Linked DNA regions of Mus musculus: region 2 is linked to region 1. Evidence: chromatin loops called from intact Hi-C (ENCODE). Cell type or tissue: heart. All regions are shown on one strand. Region 1 overlaps Gm31452 (a long non-coding RNA gene). Region 2 overlaps Kif2a (kinesin family member 2A).

Region 1 (2,500 bases):
CTCCAAAAGACCATACCTACTCCAACAAGGCCATACCTCTTAATAGTGCCACTCCCTGGGTCAAGCATATACAAACCATCACAACTAGTCATTTTATCTTCTCTCCATTCTCTCTTCCCTTTCTCCTTTCTTCTTTCTCCCTTTGAATGGACTCTTGGAAGCCTTGCCCAATCTATACCCACCCTTTAGGCATTGCCCAGCAGCTATAAGGAAAGAGCACTGTCCACTGGCTTTTTTAGATTAGATTTTAATGTTTCTAGAATACGTTAGGTACATAATATCGCTGTCAGAAAGCATAGCATGATTCTAACAATTGTATTTCTAAATTCCTGCTCAGCCCGCAGACTACTCTGCTCCTGCCATCTACTGACTCCCTTCCCCACCGATGAACATGAATCCCTGGTCGAGTCAGAAGGGGCCACCATTACTATCTCATCCACAGCAAGTGAGCTGCATCCGAAGTGTCTCTCATCCCCTCTCCCTCTCTCCCTGTATCTCTGCCTGTCTCTGTCTCCCTGTCTCCCACACCCCACCTCTCTGTGTGTGTGTTTGTGTGTGTGTGTGTGTCTGTCTGTCTGTCTGTCTGTCTGTCTGTCTGTCTGTGTGTTCCTCTCCACTAAAGCAAAAGCTGAACATCTGAAGTGTAAGAGCGTTTAAAACAGAATGCTGAAAGCCTGTAGTCACACTATGCTCCAGGACCCTGAAGGGGAGCCGCCCATCCATCCCTTTCACTCTTCACCCGTACTCAGTCTGTGATGCTTCCCAGACAGTGGCGCTGTTGTCACTCCAAGTCAAGCCCAGTCCATGATCTACAAACCCTGCTCCTCATGCATTGCCTGTGTCTCCTCGGGATGGGGAGGGTGTGGAGAAAGAGAAACAGTCGAAACTTCTCATGAGAATGTAAAAATAATATAAAACCTACAGTATATAGTGTGAAGGGGCTGAGAGACAGCTCAGAGCAATGGGTCAAGGTGCTGGCAGCCAGGCCTGATATCCTGAGCTTAATCCCCAAGATCTACACAGTGGAAGAAGAAAACCAACTCATATGAGTTGTCCTCTGACCTGTACACATGTGCTATGTGAACTCCTACACACCCACACACACACACACACATACACACACACACACACACACTCACTCACACACACACACTCTCACACACTCATACACACTTTCACACAAGCGCCCACACACTCACACTCACACACTCACCTCACATACACATACACTCACATTCACACAAACACACATGTGCACAAAATAAATAAGTAAGTAAAAGTTTTTAATTTTTTGTTTGTTTGTTTGTTTTGTTTTTTAAGAAACTAGCCTGGAAGTTCATCAAGAAATTCTACTTTAACTGCTCTCTATGATCCAGAGCACCTAGGCAGAGCCGCAGTACTCATAACAGCCAGGAGGTGGCATCAACAGACAAATGAAGAAACAAGGTATCTACAAACAATGGAATATTAGACTCAGAAGAAAAGGAATTCCTGTCATATGCCATGACATAGAACACTAAAGACATTTTGTTAGATAAAACCATCCAGGCACAAAAAGTCAGATGTTGCAAGATACTATTTACCTAAAGTATCTAAAGTAATCAAATTCACAGAAACAGGAAACAGAATGTTGGCTACCATGGAGCAGCTATGGGGAGAAAGGAGTAATTTTTAAATGGGTTTGGAGTGTGTGTTTTGCATTATGCGAATGTTTGGTAGATCTGTTGTATAGTAACGTGAATAGCATTATTGAATTGTACACATAACAATGTAAAATGGTGACTTCTGTATTTTTGCTTCTTTTACCACAATGTTTAAAAATTAAACATTAAACTAAATCCATGGGTCACATAAAATTTCATCTGAGGACAGGCCACATCTATGAAAATAGATCCGTAAGATTATGATGGGGCTGAAAAAATTCCCATGACCCAGCAACACAGTGGCTGTCACGACGTCTTAAGGGTTAGGGGTGCGGCTTAATGGTAGGAATTCTTACCTAGAATATTCAAAAACCTGGGTTCTGGCCTCAAAACTGAACACAGACATTTCCCATGTTGTGGGGGTTTGAGAGAGGGCTCAGCAATTACCAGCACTTGCTGCTCTTTTGGAGGACCCAGGTTCACCCACACCAGTGGTTCACAATACTGGTGATCCCAGTACCAGGAGAACTGACAGCCTTTTCTGGCTTCAAGGGTACCTGCATTCACACAGTACACATACAGAGAAGCAGGCACACGCATACACATGAGATAAAATAACCGTTGCTTTTAATATTTTACTAGCACAGATGAGTGTCATGTCTATCGCTTATTGACTGAATGGAGAGCTCACATAGAGTGATCTACTGTTCCTGTAAGAATGTCCTACAATGTTTGCACATGTCTGTGCAGAGAGAGAGAGAGAGAGAGAGAGAGAGAGAGAGAGAGAGAGAGAGAGAGCTGTCTGCTCTTCCTGCTTTGAATCCCAGCATCCATGTTGGTTAACAACCATCTGTATC
Region 2 (2,500 bases), 130 kb after region 1:
CAATTAGTGTATTTGTGTACATAAATAATTATATACACAACATATTAGATCAACTGTTCGATTTCAGATTATTTGAAAAGAAATGTGAGGTCATGGTCAGGCATGGTAGCACAACCTGTAATCCTAGTACTTAGGAGGTGAAGGCAGGATCATCTGGGTTCACTGCCGTCCTCGGCTGCAGAGCAGATTTGAGTCCAGCCATGGCTATCTGAGATCCTGTTTCAAAAAAGACAAAGTCATAAAAGAAATGTAAGATTAAGCTCTTGGTGACAAAATAAAAATCTTAAATAAATGTAATCTATTAGAGATTATTACTGCAAGTTATGCAGTGGCTAATTGTTACTGGATCATACACACACACACACTCACAGCTCTTGAGATAGGCGCTCATGTGTTTTAAGCTGACCTCAATCTTCCTATGTGGCTGAGGATGACCTTGAATTTCTCTTTCTCTCCCTTAACATCCGAATGCTGGGTTATAGTGGGGTGTATCAGTGCGCCTGGTTTGTGCAGCGCTGCAGACTGACCCTGGGTTTTGTGCCTGCCAGCCAGACACTACTAACTGCGCTTCATCAGGAGCATCCTTCCATGGAATGTGAAAAAGAATAGCTTCTTTTACAACTTTATTTTTCAAACTAATGATTTAATATTTTTATAGACACTATTAACCTAATATTAACTGATTCTTCTAAAAATAGAAAAGAAATTTATAAAATTGCTGTATCTTAACAAACTTTGTATGTGAAATTTTCGACAGCTCGCGATGTCTTTTTAATGCTGAAGAAGCCAAACTATAAGAAACTAGAACTTCAAGTATATGCAACATTTTTTGAAATTTATAGTGGAAAGGTACGTGAGTTTTGTTTTCTTTTGTGTATGGGAGTGGGTATATGAGTGCGTGTATGTGGGTATGCATGTGTGTAGGCTACACATGTGTAATTGTAGAGGCCAGCAGTCAGCCTCAGGTGTTATGTCTCGGGAGCTGTACTTGTATTTTTGAGCTGTGGCCTGCAGCTGAACAGTTAGGATAGGCTAGATGGCCACTGTGCCTCAGGGTCTCCATGTGCCCAGTACTGTGGCTGGTGGACTGTTTTATTTTTGGGGATCAAACTCACGTTCTTGTTCTCGCTTGGCAAGCACTTTACCAACTGAGTTGTCTTCTAGTTCCCAGATCTTTGTAAAAAAACCAACCAAACAAACAAAAAGTGGGGACTAGAGAGATGGCTCAACGGCTGAGCACCGACTGCTCTTCTGAAAGGTCCTGAGTTCAAATGTCAGCAACCACATGGTGGCTCACAAACATCTGTAATGAGATCTGACTCCCTCTTCTGGTGTGTCTGAAGACAGCTACAGTGTACTTACATATAATAAATAAATAAATAAATACATACATACATCTTTTAAAAATGTGGTTTTATATATATATGTGTGTGTGTGTATATATATATATATATATATATATATATATATATATATACACACACACACATATATATTTAACATGTCTATTCATATATATTGGCCATTTTAAAGAATACAGTTTGGTGGTATTAAGTATACAGCTTTGCTTTGTGACCTCCACTACCACAAGATTTATATGATTGTAAATATAATAGTTGATGTCTTTTTAAGCTTTCAATGTTGGACATTGTTCTGAAAATAATAGTCTTATTACTTGTAGACTCCCTTTTGTAGAGGTGATTTCTTAAAGCTAGTTTTCTAATTCAAATATGGTTTTCTACAGGTGTTTGACTTACTAAATAGGAAAACAAAATTAAGAGTACTAGAAGATGGGAAGCAGCAGGTCCAAGTGGTGGGGCTGCAGGAGCGGGAGGTGAAGTGTGTGGAGGACGTGCTGAAGCTCATCGACATAGGCAACAGCTGCAGGTGAGCCTCACAGCAGCTCTGCCAGGTTAGCTGGTTTATCGTACCAGCAAAGCCAGAAGACAAGACTACGGAGAGAATGAAAATAAAAGTGTTGATGTGTCACTGTGTCCTTAATCACATTGTAGAACATCTGGCCAAACATCTGCAAATGCACATTCATCTCGGAGCCATGCAGTGTTCCAGATCATTCTAAGAAGGAAGGGGAAACTACATGGTAAATTTTCTCTCATTGACCTGGCTGGGAACGAAAGAGGAGCTGATACATCCAGTGCAGACAGGCAAACCAGGCTTGAAGGTGCTGAAATTAATAAAAGCCTTTTAGCACTCAAGGTAAATAAAATGTAATTATGAAAGGCCTTTTACTTCTGACCTTAAGTTTGATTACTCAGGTGTAAAAAACCTGTATTACCTTGTAAAAGAGGTTTACAAATTTAAATTGTCATGCTGGAAGTTACAGATATTATTGTATGTAGAATTTTTCCATGCACATGTTTTTATTGTTCTTAAACAAGTTAAAGGAAAAAAACCTGCCAGGCCATTTCTGCGGTTGCTCAGCTAGATTGTAAAAGGGCTATAGGCAGCCTGGCTTTTGTAGTGGGGCAAACAACTACGG

Evidence for each region. Hi-C counts contacts between places; a loop is a spot of excess contacts. Peaks named below come from ENCODE experiments on the same cell type or tissue, not always from the same donor. Only the 100,000 strongest peaks of a DNase experiment are listed, where the experiment ranks them.
Region 2: it touches region 1 in a loop (4-fold over the local background); 6 of 42 quality-filtered maps call a loop at or near these places.

The regions. Positions count from the first base shown.
Region 1 is chr13:107,104,623-107,107,122 of GRCm38, reverse strand. All of the region lies in intron 4 of Gm31452 (a long non-coding RNA gene), which reads right to left. Among named protein-coding and RNA genes, the nearest start is that of Gm41051, 16 kb to the left of the region's middle. In heart, a CTCF peak has its summit at 1,407 (motif pointing right); no DNase peak of the experiment used is centred here.
Region 2 is chr13:106,976,373-106,978,872 of GRCm38, reverse strand. It overlaps Kif2a (kinesin family member 2A), which reads left to right. Exons shown (of 21, transcript NM_001374727.1): 12 at 758-849; 13 at 1,745-1,887; 14 at 2,013-2,217. Among named protein-coding and RNA genes, the nearest start is that of Dimt1, 30 kb to the right of the region's middle. In heart, a CTCF peak has its summit at 1,317 (motif pointing left); no DNase peak of the experiment used is centred here.